2 separate regions of the Homo sapiens genome follow, and region 2 is linked to region 1. Evidence: chromatin contacts called from ENCODE Hi-C or POLR2A ChIA-PET data. All regions are on one chromosome and are shown on one strand. Each heading gives the region's core, a stretch centred on a gene start or an enhancer-like site at or near the end of the contact. The rest is flanking DNA. Distances are from core to core; before and after follow the strand shown.

Region 1 (7,886 bases), core at 3,665-6,164:
CTCCCAAAGTGTTGGGATCACAGGCGTGAGCCACGGCGCCCAGCCCCAGAAACCAGTTTTTAATGAATGAGCTGACTCTAAACCCTCCTCGAAGCTAGAGGACCTCTTTCTTTTCTTTTCTTTTCTTTTCTTTTCTTTTTTTTAACTGGCTTCTCCCATTCCAGCTATCAGGAAGTAAAAACAACATCCCACTAGCAAATCAGTTACCAGGGCCCTAACTCCTGGGGCAGGGCTGCATGGCTTAAATGAAGCTGAAGATAAAAATTCTCTTTTCATGTCTGACATTGAATCTTTCTGATTTTTCTTCTCTCTGCAACCCATATAGGGTCTATGGAACCATTCTACTTCCAGGGCTCTGCAGGGTTATTCCACTTCCACAAGGAAAGCAAAGGACCATCTTGGAACTGATCTCACCCCTGGCAGGCTGCTTGCTTGTTACTCAGACTGTGATTTCCTAGATAGCTGGAACCAAGTATGACTTATTTTTGAATATCCAAATCTTTTTTTTTTTTTTTTTTGAGATGGAGTCTCACTCTGTTGCCCAGGCTGGAAGGCAGTGGTGCAATCTCTGCTCACTGCAACCTCTGTTTCCCGTGTTCAGGCAATTCCGCCTCAGCCTCCTGAGTAGCTGGGACTACAGGCATACGCCACCATGCCCAGCTAATTTTTGTATTTTTAGTAGAGACAAGGTTTCGCCATGTTGACCAGGCTGGTCTCGAGCTCCTGACCTCAGGTGAGCCACCCGCTTGGCCTCCCAAAGTGCTGGGATTACAGGCGTGAGCCACCGTGCCCGGCCCGAATATCCAAAACTTAACACAGGGCCTTACACATGTCAGGTGCTCAAAAATATTTATTGCATTGAATTGATGCATTTATTGCATTTTCAAAGTTTGAAGGCAGTGATTCATTCAGCTGGTGTAACACAGAATCAAAGATGTCAACGGAAGGATATAACATTTGTTCAAAAAAAAAAACTGTTCAGTACCTTTTAGACAACTATGTTACAATGGATGGGAATTAATGCAAGTCTGTGACCATTGCCTGAAAAAAAAAAAAACACTCAAAACCTACATCTTGCTGATGGCACAAGAGAAGCAACTACTTTTCATGAACTGTCACAGTCTTCTAACTGCTCTCCAGCTTCCAGTCTTATCCTCCAACCCTACATCCATCTACTCTCTTGGCCAAAGTAAGCTATGATACTTTAAAAATATAAACCTGATTAAGTCTCAGGTAAAAAAGAGAAATAAATAAAAATATAAATCTGGGCTAGGCATAGTGGCTCATGCCTGTAATCGCAGCATTTTGGGGGGCCGAAGCGGGTGGGCTGCTTGAGTTCAGCAGTTTGAGACCAGCCTGGGCAATATAGTGAAACCTTGTCTCTACAAAAAATACAAAAATTAGCCAGGTGTTGTGGCTCACAGCTGTAGTCCCAGCTACTTGGGAGGCTGAGGTGGGAGGATCACCTGAGCCTAGGAGGCGGAGGTTGCAGTGAGCCAAGATTGGGCTGTGCACTCCAACCTGGGTGACAAAGAAAGACCCTGTCTCAAAAAAAAAAAAAAAAGGAAGAAGAAGAAAAATACAAACCTGATTATATCACTCCCTTGGCAAAAATCTTCATAGCTGGGAAGCCCATAAGGCCTGTGTGATCTGTCCTTTGCCACCTCTCCAGCTCCATTCTGTCCTAGGGCTTCTGCAATTGCTGTTCCCTCTACTTGTATCTCCTACTCCAGGCTATTTGCATGGCTGGCTCCTTTATAGCTTCTAGGTCTCTGCTTAAATGTTGCTCCTCAGAAAGGCCTTCCCATAATACTGTTCTGTGTTTTCTTAGATTGTGTTTTTATCTATTTGGCATCCATTAATCACAGGGCCAAACAAAGTGGTTTACATCTTCTCTGTAATCCGCTTTCACAGACACACACAGACACACACACACACAAATTACATAACAAACCCTCCACCCAGGCCAGGTGTGGGGGCTCACACCTGTGATACTAACACTTTGGGAGGCTGAGGCAGGAGGATTAACTTGAGATCATTTAAAACCAAGGGTTCAAGACCAGCCTGGACAACACAGCAAGACCCTCTCTCTAACAAACAAACAAACACTTCAACCAATCCAAATCCCCAACCACCTTCTTTCTCTAACTCTCGGACACCAGGCAAATATTTTCCACTCCCTAAACCAGCCCAGGGCCAGGTTCTAGACAACTAGAGACCACCCCTGTAGCTCAGAGCTCATTGACATTATTCAAACTAAACAATGCTAAGCTGTTTAGTCTTCCCTGCCTTGCCTTGCCTTGGAAAACATGATAAAGTCTCTCCCCTCCTTTCTGTTTCTCTCTCCCGACAAAACCTAGTGCTTCCCCATGTGGCTCTGCATGGTGGCATGTCCCCTTCTCTCAGGAACTGTTAGTAATAAATTCTTCTTTCAGTGGCATTAGCCTGTCCCCCATGTTGTCACCAGTCACCTTTATAAATTAAGACATGAGGGCCAAGTGCAGTGCCTCACACTTGTAGTCTCAGCACTTTGGGAAGCTGAAGGGAGGATCACTTGATGCCTGAATTCAAGACCAGCCTGGGCAACACAGCAAGACCCCATACACACACACGCGCACACACACACACACACACACACACACACACACACACTAAATAAAGATCTGGGTCGGGCATGGTGGCATGCATCTTGTAATCCCAGCTACTTGGGAGGTTGAGGCAAGAGGATTGCATGAGCCCAGGAGTTCAAGGCTGTAGTGTGCTATGATTGCTCCTGTGAATAGTGACTGCACTCTAGCCTGGACAACATACTGAGACCCTGTCTCTAAAAATTAATTCAGGTCTAGGCACAAATCAAACACCCAGCCTACCGTGACATCACTTAGTTGCTCATTACTTCTGCTTATTTTTCTCAAAGCATGTCTCTCAGTGTGACATTTCCGTATCTATTTATTTACTTGTTTATTATCTGTGTCCCTAAAATTTAATATAGGTGACAGGAAAGCAAGAACCTCCTTTTATCTATCTTGATCACTATTTTTTTTTTTTTAATTTGAGAGAGGGTCTTGCTTTGTTGCCCAGGCTGGAGTACAGTGGCGTGATTATGACACACTGCAGCCTCGACCTCACAGGCTCAAGCATATCTCAATCACTCTTGTATCCCCAGTATTTGGCTGACAATAGGCACTCAATATTTATTAAATGATTGAAAAAATACATAGAAAAAGTACAGTAAGGGAAGTGTTAGATACTACAGGCAGAACAGTGGTGACAGATTATAAAATAGAACATTTTTTAAAAAGACTTTACAATTACAAAATGGCTGTTATATAAATAACATTCCCCAAAAAGCTTGGACTATTATTTTTCCATATTCATGTCTTTTCATTTTTAAATAGTTCTATGGGGTGGAGGTGGGGGGGCGGTAAACACAATGATATTTACTTTGGAAACACAGACATGAAAATTACTTTTATTGTACATGCTGAGAGTAGAAATATGACCCCTGTGCAATGCAAGATTTTCCCTAAAGCTGAAAATGGACAAGACATTGGCATTCCCATCTATTATAACTGGACCAGAACTTCAATCACCAGCTGAAAAAATAAACACAGGGTCAGCAGGCATTTGCCCTGCACCCGGAGTGCATTCCAAAGTGAGAACCATGTGCAAATGACCTAAAGATCTAATGCCTCCTGATTTCAAATTAATAGTTATGCAATAACATAGGGTAGAGGGGGCCATGGCAGTGTGTCCTTGAAATTGATGCCCATGTGAGAGAAGGCTCAGGAGATAGGGGAATCACATTTTGGCCAAAAGAAAACTATATAAAATTTCCTACTTCTTCATTTCCAATGATCAAACCATTCGGGCCACTAGAAGACAGATGGTTTTGCTGTAGGTGGGATGAAACAGCAGGTCCCAGGGTTTGCAACAGTTGCCTGGCTTTGACAAGAAGCATAACGGGGCAGGTGCTGTGGTTTGCGCCTGTAATCCCAGTGCTTTGGGAGCCCAAGACAGGCAGATCAGTTGAGTCCAGGCGTTCAAGAGCAGCCTGGGCAACATGGTGAAACCCCATCTCTATAAAAATACAAAAATTAGCCAGGCGTGGTGCTGTGTGCCTGTAATCCCAGTTACTTTGGGGGCTGAAGCATGAGAATTGCTTGAACCTGGGAGGTGGGGGTTGCAGTGAGCCTAGATTGCACCACTTCACTCCAGCTTGGGCGACAGAGCAAGACCTTGTCTCAAAAAATAAATAGATAAAATAAAATAAAATAAAATGAAGCATAACAGGATATGTGGAGGGCCAGTCTCAATGTCTCCTGGATTGTTATTCAAGGTGAAGCGAGAGTTGTCCTGATTGGGTGTGCTGTGTAAGGAAGCCTGACATAAAGCAAACCTGGGAAGGACCAGAGACCTCTGTATTGACCTCTACAGTGCATACAAAAGACAGAAAGCCAGTTATGTACTCTGCTTGGTTTAGGGATTATACAGAGGTGTAAGCCATATCTTCATAATTTTCCCAACCCCACCTGTCTCAGATGATCTTGTTTTTTTCCTTCTTTATCTTAAATTTGATTTGATGGTAGAATACCACAGAGATGGTTGTTACCTCAAGTATACAGTAGTAGCATACTTTTATCTGCCATATCACCTTTTTTTGGTTATTTCAATGTGTCATGATTCCTATTCTGGTTTCTATTGCTGTATATGAAATGACTTCAAATTTAGTGGTGTAAAAAAATAACTCTCTTTTTATACTCAAACCATGTGGGTTAGGAATTTGCGCAGGGCACAGAGGAGATATCTTGCCTCCGCTCCATGGTGTCGTGTCTGGGGCCTCAGCTGGAAAGACTCAAACGCTGGAGGTGACTTGACTGGCTGGGAGTTGTGATAGTCTGAAAGTTTCATGACTCATCTGCACACAGGCTGACCTCAGCTGGAACTGTTACCAGAGCACCTACTTACAGCTTCTCCATGTGGCCTGAGGGCTTCTTTACAACATGGTTCTTCCAGCTTCCACCTGCCACCTAGTCCCAAAGCTAATGCCACATGTTTTAGGCTTTTCTTACAGCAACGTCCCATTTCCAGGTAGTAACATTATGATTGGTGCATCACAAACCACCTCAAAGTTAGTAGTATAAAGCAATACCCATTCTATTTAACTTATATGAATAGAGTGCAACAGGGAGGGTTTGTCACTGCTCCACAGTGTTTGAGTCCTCAGAGGAGAAGACTCGAACACAAAGAATGAGTCATTTGGCTGGGGGATGAAGTCATCTGGAGGCTTCTCCATTATGTATCCAGTGCCTGGACCAGAATGTCTCAGACAATAGGCTCAGCTTGGTCTGTAATTGGAGCACCCACATGTGGTTTGGGCTTCTCACAGAAAGGCTGCTGGTCTGAGATGGAGCCTCTTGAGAGCAAGCTTTCCAATAGAACGAGCTAGAAGCTTCCTGGCCTTTTCTGACCTATTGCCAGAAGTCATGCAGCATCTGGCTGGGCGCAGTGGCTCACATCTGTAATCCCAGCACTTTGGGAGGCCGAGGCAGGTGGATCACCTGAGGTCAGGAGTTCGAGACCAGCCTGGCCAACACGGTGAAACCCTGTCTCTACTAAAAATACAATACAAAAATTAGCCAGGTGTGGTGGTGCACACCTGTAGTTCTGGCTATTTGGGAGGCTGAAGCAGGAGAATTGCTTGAACTCTGGGGGTGGAGGTTGCAGTGAGCTGAGATCTCGTCACTGCACTCCAGCCTGGGCTACAGAGCAAGATTTCATCTCACACACACAAAAACACACACACACAAAGGCACGCAGCATCATTCACCACTTTCTGCTTTAAACTTAATCCATATCCTGAGGGCTGTAGAATTACCCAACTAATATAAATTTGGTATGCAAATCTACACTAGGAATGCTTTGCAGTTACAACTTTTGGGACAGTTCCCCCTACTGCTCAGCTCAGCAACTTTCCTTACTGTCCACGGTGGGCAGGGGTGGGGATGGGTTTACTTTGGGTCCAGTCTTTTTTTTTGTTTTCTTTGAGTTGGAGTCTCACTCTTGTTACCCAGGCTGGAGACGGAATGCAATGGTGTGATCTTGGGTTGCTGCAACCTCCATCTCCTGGGTTCAAGTGATTCTCCTGCCTCAGTCTCCCAAGTAGCTGGGATTACAGGTGCCTGCCACCATGCCCAGCTAATTTTTGTATTTTTAGTAGAGATGGGGATTTCACCATGTTGGCCAGGCATGCCAGGATGGTCTTGAACTCCTCACCTCAGGTGCTCCACCCGCCTCAGCTTCCCAAAGTGCTGGGATTACAGGTGTGAGCTGCCGCTCCCGGCCATGGTCCAGTCTTTATGAGGGCAGCATCTCCTATTAGTCTCCCATATTGGATGGGTCCTGAACTTTGTCTTCCATGAAAACTGAAGTTCAAGTTTGCCAAGTTTGGAAAGTAGCTTCAATACTCCACTTAGGGTTCATGCCTTCTCTTAGATTTTAGCATGATGCTTTCCTTACTATATTGCAAACTGCTTTTTAAAAAAGATGCTTTTGATATTTAAAACAGTAATTAGTTGTTGTTTTCAACAAGAGGGTCAGTGTAGCTTGCTGTATTACTGGAAATAGAAGTCCTTATCTCAATAAATTGTACCTTCAATCACTTGGTTGTTCGCTTCAGGAACATCGGAGTCCGTTTTTTGTTTTGTTTTGTTTTTGTTTTTGTTTTTTTTGAGACAGGGGTCTCACTCTGTTGCCCAGGCTGGAGTGCAGTGGTGTGATTATAGCTCACTGCAGCCTTGATCTCCTGGGCCGAAGCGATCCTTCCATTTCACTTTCCCAAGTAGCTGGGACTACAGGTATGTGCCACCATGCCCAGATAATTTTGCTTATTTTTTTAGAGATGAGGTCTCATTATGTTGCTCAGGCAGCAGAGTCTTTTTTTTTTTTTTTAAAAAAAACAGCTTTTTGAAGTATAATTCAGGCCCGGCATGGTGACCAACATTTTGGGCAGCCCAGGCAGGAGGATTGCTTGAGCTCAGGAGCTGAAGACCAGCCTGGGCAATATGGTGAAAATTGATCTTTACAAAAAAAAAAATTACAAAAATTAGCCAGGTGTAGTGGCATGTGTCTGTAGTCCTAGCTACTTAGAAGGATGAGGACTGATTGAGTCCAGGAGGTCGAGGCTACAGCGAGCTGTGATCATGCCACTACACTCCAACCTGGGCAACAGAATGAGACCTTGGTTCGAAACAAAAACAAAAACAAAATATACGCCAGGCACAGTGGCTTACGCCTGTAATATCAGCATTTGGGAGGCCAAGGTGGGCGGATCACTTGAGGTCAGGAATTCAAGACCAGTCTGGCCAACATGGTGAAACCCCCTCTCTACTAAAAAATATAAAAATTGGCTGAGTGTGGTGGTGCGTGCCTATAATCCCAGCTACTCCGGAGGCTGAGGTGGGAGAATTGCTCGAACCTGGGAGGCAGAGGTTGCAGTGAGCCGAGATGGTGCCATAGCACACCAGCCTGTGCGACAGAGTGAGACTCCATCTCTCTCTCTCTCTCTCACACACACACACACACACACCAAAAAAAAAAAAACAAAAAAACACAAAATAAATAAATAAATAAAACCTCCCAAAATAAATTAACATACCATACAGTTCACCCATTTAAAGTACGCAATTTGGCGGGGCACGGTGGCTCATGCCTGTAATCCCAGCACTTTGGGAGGCCTAGGCAGGTGGGTCACTTGAGGTCAGGAGTTTGAGACCAGCCTGGCCAACATGGTAAGACCCCGTCTCTACTAAAAATACAAAAATTAGCTGGGCGTGGTGGCAGCAGGCACCTGTAATCCCAGCTACTTGGGAGGCTGAGGCAGGAGA
Region 2 (7,886 bases), core at 3,160-5,659, 140 kb after region 1:
TACCCCTGGATCCTGACAGAGTTCTTAAAACCCTTGTCAATAGGGACACTAGGAGAATCTTTTGTTTTAATATTCAGATTTTTTTTTTTTTGAGACAGAGTCTTGCTCTGTTGCCCAGGCTGGAGTACAGTGGCACCATCTTGGCTCACTGCAACCTCCGCCTCCTGGGTTCAAGTGATTCTCTTGCCTCAGCCTCCCAAGTAGCTGGGATTACAGGTGCCTGCCACCAGGCCCAGCTAATTTTTTATTTTCAGTAGAGACAGGGTTTCACCATGTTGGCCAGGCTGGTCTTGAACTCCTAGCCTTAAGTGATCTGCCCGCCTCAGCCTCCCAAGGTGCTGGAACTATAGGCGTGACCACTGCACCCAGCCTTGTCTATACTTAATTTCTATTTTCTCTCCTCTCTCGAACCCACTCTAATCAAGACTTCCTTCCACTGTTTCACTGAAACTGCACTTATGAAAATGACCAATGACCTCCATGCGGTCAAATCTAAAGGACAAATCTCAATTCTTGTCTTGTTCTGCCTATCAGTAGCATTTGTCTTATTGGTTGGTCTCTTTTTCTTTTATGAGACAGAGTCTCACTCTCTCGTCCAGGCTGGAGTGCAGTGGCATGATCTCGACTCACTGCAAGCTCCACCTCCCAGTTTCATGCCATTCTCCTGCCTCAGCCTCTCAAGTAGCTGAGACTACAGGCACCCGCCACCACGCCGGGCTAATTTTTGTGGGTTTTTTTGTATTTTTGGTTTTTTTGTATTTTTAGTAGAGATGAGGTTTCACCGTGTTAGTCAGGATGATCTCAGTCTCCTGACCTCAGGTGACCTGCCCGCCTCGGCTTCCCAAAGTGCTGGGATTACAGGTGTGAGCCACCGTGTCCAGCCTGAGACCCTTTCTTCACCTTGTCTCCAAGACACCACCCTCCATGGTTCTCCTCATAGCTCAATTGCATTCGTTCTCTGCATTCTTTGTTGAGGCCTCCTTTATTTTCCTAAGCTTTAAAAACTGGTGTACCTGGGTCACATTGCATAGACCTTTTCTCTTCTCTATCTACATATCCTCACTCCTCGCTGTTCTCAACCAGTCCATGACTTTAAATACCATTTATATGTTATTGCCTCCCAAATTCATATTATCTAGTTGTCTTAGTCTGTTTTTGCTGCTATAACAAAATATCACTGACTGGGTAATTTATAAATAATAGAAATTTATTTCTCACAATTTTGGGAGCTGGGAAGTCCAAGATCAAGGTGCTGAAAGATTCAGTGTATGATAAAGGGCTCTATCTCTGCTCCCAAGATGCTGTCTTGTTGCTGCGTCCTTTACAAGAGACAAATGCTGTGTCCTTACATGGCAGAAGAAATGAAAGGGCCAGGCAGCTTTTACAAGGGCATTAATCCCATTCAGGAGGTCAGGGCCCTCATGGCCTAATCACCTCCCAAAGACCCCACCTCTTAATGCCATCTCCTTGGGGTTTAAGTTCCACACATATGAATTTTGGAGGGACACACACATTCAAACAATAGCACTAGCCCAACTTCTTACCCAAATTCTAGAAATATGCATTTATCCAGCAGGCTATGTGACATCCCCATTTGGATGTCTACAGGCATCTAAACAAGCCAAAAACAAAACTGATCTGAAGAGCTTCATATTGCTCTTCATTCAGCTCACCATTTCATAATAGTAACTCCATTCTTCCACTTGCTCAGGCCCAAATCTGGGAATCATTCTTGACTCTTACTCCTCCTCTCACGTCCCACATGCACTCCATTAGAACACCCAGTGTTCCATTCCTGCAAAACCTATTCATAGTCGGACTGCTTCTCACTACCTCCTGCTCTGCCAGTTTAGTCCAAATCACCATCATTGCTTGCCTGAATCATTGCGATAGCCTCACAATTGATGCTCCACTTCTATCCATGGCCCCCTCACTCGATTTTTTACCCAGTGAAGTGATACTTTTAATATTCAAGTTAGATCATGTTCGTTTTCTGTTTAAAACTCTCCTGTGGTTTCCCATTCTACTCAGGATGAAATAAGCTCTTCTACGATGTGTCTATACCACCACGATCTCCACCCACTCTTATCTCATTTCCTATAGCTTTCCATTGTTCACCCTAGTCTGTCCACAATGGTATCCTTGCCATTCCTCAGTTATGCCAAGCACACCCCGTCTCAGAATCTTTGTACTTCTAATATTCTCCAGACATTCATAGGTAATACCCTAACTTCCTTAATAGCTAGGCCTTTCCTAACTACCCCCGTATAAAATAAATTTTCTCATCTCTCTCTGTCCCCTTACCCTGATTTTTTTTTTAATTAGCTGCCTCAGGACATCTTCGAATACCTTGATTTATTATTCTTCATAGCATTATTTTATAATATTTCATTTTTAAATAATTATAGAGTCATACGTAGTTGTAAGAAATTATACAAAGATTCTGTGTGCCCTTTACTCAGTTTCCCACAATGGTCACATTTTACAAAACTGTAGTAAACTATCACGACTAAGAAATTGACATTGCTGGCCGGGCGCGGTTGCTCACACCTGTAATCCCAGCACTTTGGGAGGCCGAGGCGGGCAGATCACGAGGTCAGGAGATCGAGACCATGCTGGCTAACACGGTGAAACCCAGTCTCTACTAAAAATACAAAAAGAAATTAGCTGGGCGTGGTGGCGTGCGCCTGTAGTCTCAGCTACTCGGGAGGCTGAGGCAGAATGGCGTGAACCCGGGAGGCGGGGCTTGCAGTGAACCAAGATCGCGCCACTGCACTCCAGCCTTGGGCGACAGAGCGAGACTCCGTCTCAAAAAAAAAAAAAAAAAAAAAAAAAAAAGAAATTGACATTGCTACAGTCAAGATACAGAGTATTTCCACAGTTCCACTACCCCAGAATCCTTCATGCTGCCCTTTTATAGCCACACCCACTTCCCTTCAACCCCCACCCCCTCCTTAACCCCTGACAACCACTAATCCGTTCTCTATTTCTATCGTTTTGTTACTTCAAGAATGTTATATAGCACAGGCACAGTGGCTCACTTTTGTAATCCCAGCACTTTGGGAGGCGGAGGTGGACGGATCACTTGAGGTCAGGAATTCAAGACCAGCCTGGCCAACATGGTGAAACCCCATCTCTACTAAAAATACAAAACTTAGCAGGGCATGGTGGCACGTGCCTGTAATCCCAGCTACTCGAGAGGTTGAGGCAGGAGAATCTCCCGAACCCAGGAGGCAGAGGTTGCAGTGAGCAGAGATCACACTGCTGCACTCCTGCCTGGGCAACAGAGGGAGATCCGTCTCAAAAAAACAAAAAACAAAACAAAAAACAAAAAACAAAACCACAACAACACAGATTCCTGGGGTCCATCTCCAGAGTTATTGATTCAGTAGGTCTGGGGTATGGGTCAAGAATCTGAATTTCTGACTAGTTCCCTGATGATGCTGATGCTGCTGATTCATGGACCACACTTTGAAAATAACTGTCTTAGAACATTTTAAAATTTCCCTCCTCATCTTCACCTGCCTGATTTATTACTTAACCTTTAGTCCTTCCCTCATCTCAATACATGGTGTTCCATGACACACTGTACTTACCTCATCACCTATCATACTCTACTGTAAAATCTTATTTAAATGTTTCTTGCTCACCAGACTGTATCCTCAACACCTAGCACAGAGTCTGGCACAGAATAGGCACTCAATTTATATGATGACTGAATAAATTCCTTAATTTTGACACTTTAATAGATTCAACTGAAGCAATATCTGTACAGCCATAGGATATTTAGAAGGAAATGCTCCTATGTACTAGAAATAAGAAATGAAAACATCAAGGCAAGGATCTCTTGATTGATAGGTTTAAGGAAAAATACATTAAGGTTTTTTTAGTTAAGATTTACTCGGAAGTTTTTGTGTTTATTGCAGTTCATTTCAACCAAAACACCACACTGAAATAATGATGGACAACAAAGGTCAAGAATTCAAGTTGATTAAAAACAAACAAACAAACAAACAAACAGAAAACTTGACCTTTTTTTTTTTTAATAATTGCTTCAAAGTCTGTATTTTGTTCTTCTAAAAGTGCACTCTTGCTGGGCGTGATGGCTCACACCTGTAATCCCAGCACTTTGGAAGGCCAAGGCAGGTGGATCACCTGAGGTCAGGAGTTCGAGACCAGCCTGGCCAACTTTGTGAATCCCCATCTCTACTAAAAATACAAAAATTTGTCAGGCGTGGTGGCGGGCGCTTGTAATCCCAGCTACTTGGGAGGCTGAGGCAGGCGAATCACTTAAACTAGGGAGGCAGAGGTTGCAGTGAGCTGAGATTGCACCATTGCACTCCAGCCTGTGCAATGGAGCAATATTCTGTATCAAAAAAAAAAAGGGCACTCTTTGCCTTCAGACTAAACACCCCAAACCACAAGACTATCTAACACAGCCAAGCCTTGAAAACAACTCTTTGACTCACATCTGGCCAGATGTTGAAATCTGAACATATTTGCTTGTAGAGGTCTACAAATCATAGTCTAAAATTTCAAAACAAAGAAAAAAACTGTAGAAACCTGAAGTTTTTCATAAGTTCGTGGCAAACTCATTTAGCAGCAAAATCTGACCTGAACAGATGTGTATCTGTTTCTAGCCTTTGTTTATCCTACTTATGGTTAATACTAATGCATTTTTTGCATGCATATTTTGGTTTGATTACAAGATTCTGCTCCAGATCCTGCTGGGCTGTTACAGAATATATGGGATATGCATTATATTCCTGTCTAAAATCCTGATAACTCTCAGTTCTGAAACACATCTGGCAAGAAAGAATTTGGATACAGGATTATGTCCCTATGCTAAGAATGAGATATGAATTTCTCTTAATCTCTGTTATCTAGTCTACTCTAAATATTTATCCAAATTATACCCTCTGTTATCTTATTGTTTTGTATGTGAAAATCAGTCTTGAAAGTAGTTTTCTTCATTTTATCTATTTTAATATCAGTTGAATGTGTTGGAAATTCAATGTTCCTATTCATATGTTAGACTTTCTTTTTAAATCAGGTTATAGGAAATTCTATACTTCTTTGGGATCCTTGTGGCTCACTTACATCAGATGAATCATCGTCATCCTCATATGAATCATCGCCAGAACAATTTCAAAGCATAGAACTATAAAATATATCTAGTGGATAACATTATTTTGGAATGCATTTGGAAGATTAATGTCACATTTAAAAGCCATTGACATTTGGTAGTCTCAACAGATGAAAGCCAAATTTTTGCAGATTAAGATGTGAAGGGGGAATGACAAACTGAAATTATTGCAAAGAGCAAAAAAAAAAAATCCACCTAAAATATATTTAGGAATGAACTGAACAAGAAATGTATGGATCTATGTGAAGAAAATGCTACTGGGAAACTTTAAAAGAAAACTTGGGTAAATGGAGGACCACATGTTTTCAGGTGGCATATTTAGTTTCAAAACAAAGAAAAGTCAGTCAGGTGAGCTTAAATTGAAAGGGGTTTATTTTATTTTATTTTATTTTATTTTATTTTATTTTATTTTATTTTATTTTATTTTATTTATTTTTTGAGATGGAGTCGTGCTCTGTCACCCAGGCAGGAGTACAGTGGTGCGATCTCGGCTGACTGCAACCTCCGCCTCCCAGGTTCAAGCGACTCTTCCGCCTCAGCCTCTCGAGTAGCTGGGATTACAGGCGCGTGCCACCATGCCCGGCTAATTTTTGTATTTTTAGTAGAGACAGGGTTTCGCCATGTTGGTCAGGCTGGTCTCGAACTCCTGACCTGAGGTGATCCCCCTGCCTCTGCCTCTCGAAGTGCTGGGATTATAGGCATGAACCACCACGTCTGGCCAAAAAGGGGTCTATTTGAAGGAGGAGAGGGGGTACCTTGTGGAGATCCCTAAGAGTGGACAGGGCAGTAGAGCCTTAGTAGTGGCAAGCTAGGACCTGGAAAGCCCCAGAACCATGGGCAGGTAATCCATCATACCCCTCTGGGGCCACAGGACTTCATAACTGCTTCTCTGTGAATCTGCTTCTTTCTGCAGCCTTGCTTTCTCTGTACTGCATACATGTAGATCAAACATCTCTCCCTCCTTTTCCCTTACTTTCTAGGTCAAGAGACAAGTTAAAACCATGTAACTGCACATTTCCAGGAAAGAGAATCTGATTGGACCAGCTTGAATCAGTTTTCTACCCGCCTCTATTCCAATCAGCTATGGCAAGGGAGAAGCGGGTTAATAAAGGATAAGGATGCCAACTGGGATGTGGGGAAGTGCTGGAGCAAACTGCCTGGCATGTGCATTATAAATAGATGAGCACGTCCATATTGTGGAAAGGCAACAGGACAAGAGGACAGGCTCTGGGGTCAAATTGCCTGGCTTTGACTTTTGACCTTGCCACTTATTAGCAGCTTCACTTTGGACAAATTATTCAATTTCTTTTTCTTTTTTGAGATGGAGTCTCGCTCTGTCACCCAGGTGGGAGTGCAGTGGCGTGATCTCGGCTCACTGCAACCTCCACCTCCCAGGTTCAAGCAATTCTCCTGCCTCAGCCTCCCGAGTAGCTGGGACTACAGGTCCGTGCCACCATGCCCGGCTAATATTTTGTATTTTTAGTAGAGATGGGGTTGCACCGTGTTAGCCAGGAGGTTTTGATCTCCTGACCTCGTGATCTGCCCGCCTCAGCCTCCCAAAGTGCTGGGATTACAGGCGTGAGCCACCGCGCCTGGCCAAATTATTCAATTTCTTTATGCCTCGGTTACCCCATCTGTAACATGAGGGTGATAATAGTTGTGTGGATTAAATAACACAAATAACACTTTGTAGAAACTACATAAGTATGTATTACTTTTATAAAGATGTCTGTTTCCCCTAAATTAGTCAATAAAAGTACTGCAATCGCAATCAAAATTACAATTTTTTTTTTTTTTTAAGACAGAGTTTCGCTCTTGTTGCCCAGGCTGGAGTGCAATGGTGTGATCTCGGCTCACCGCAACCTCCATCTCCCGGGTTCAAGTGATTCTCTTGCCTCAGCCTCCCGAGTAGTTGGGATTACGGGCATGCGCCACCACAGCAGACTAATTTTGTATTTTTAGTAGAGATGGGGGGGCGTTTCTCCATGCTGGTCAGGCTGGTCTCGAACTCCCGACCTCAGGTAATCCGCCCGCCTCAGCCTCCCAAAGTGCTGGGATTACAGGCATGAGCCACCACACCCGGCCACAATTGTTTTTTAATTTGACAAAGTTTAAAGTTACCATGGAAGAAATAATATATCTCTGGAGAGGATGGCAGGGATAGCCTCTGCCATCCTGGGAAGAGCACAGATTTATACACTATTGGTAATGTTCTAGGTTAGGTTGAGGTTGGCTTCATATTATTACGCTTTTAAACTTACATATATTACAAAATTCTATTTTATGTGTATTAAATATATTTTTAAGGACAATTCTTAAAGACTAGTAAGCAGAGATTTATCCCATCAGAAATTTTTAAATCATCTAAAGGTATGTTAAAACAGTATTACTGCCCAGCAACAGATAAATCAATGAGGCAGAAAAAGTACATACGGACATTTAGTACAGTCATCCCGTGATATCTGTGTGCGACTGTTTCCAGGAACCCCCGCGGATAACAAGTCCATTACATAAAATGTAGTATTTGCATATAACCTACCCACATCCGTCCTCCTGTATACTTTAAATCACTCTAGATTACTTATAATACCTAATGCAATGTAAATGCATAGCATTTGTGCTGGGATTACAGGCGTGAGCCACTGCACCCGACAAATTATTTTTTTAAAACTCTAAAAATGCTAGAAGAAAATACAGGTAACCATGACATCAAAGCTAGAAACAAAGGAAATGACTCATT

Evidence for each region. Hi-C counts contacts between places; a loop is a spot of excess contacts on that map. ChIA-PET counts read pairs that join two places held with the same protein, here RNA polymerase II (POLR2A).
Region 2: a map of PC-9 shows a loop between it and region 1 (3-fold over the local background). The contact joins two enhancer-like sites. A Hi-C loop is called at or near these places in 1 of 168 maps with a recorded cell type or tissue (PC-9). POLR2A ChIA-PET finds 5 or more read pairs at or near these places in 2 of 52 experiments (OCI-LY7 and activated CD4-positive, alpha-beta T cell).

The regions. Positions count from the first base shown.
Region 1 is chr2:61,615,762-61,623,647 of GRCh38, forward strand. No RefSeq gene overlaps it. Among named protein-coding and RNA genes, the nearest start is that of XPO1, 81 kb to the left of the region's middle. Within about 2 kb of position 4,915, at least 2 of the 41 ENCODE cell types and tissues checked have a DNase peak (open chromatin) inside an H3K27ac peak, as active enhancers do; they include PC-9, where a contact is called at or near this core.
Region 2 is chr2:61,754,767-61,762,652 of GRCh38, forward strand. All of the region lies in intron 1 of LOC107985767 (a long non-coding RNA gene), which reads right to left. Among named protein-coding and RNA genes, the nearest start is that of FAM161A, 95 kb to the right of the region's middle. Within about 2 kb of position 4,410, at least 5 of the 41 ENCODE cell types and tissues checked have a DNase peak (open chromatin) inside an H3K27ac peak, as active enhancers do; they include PC-9, where a contact is called at or near this core.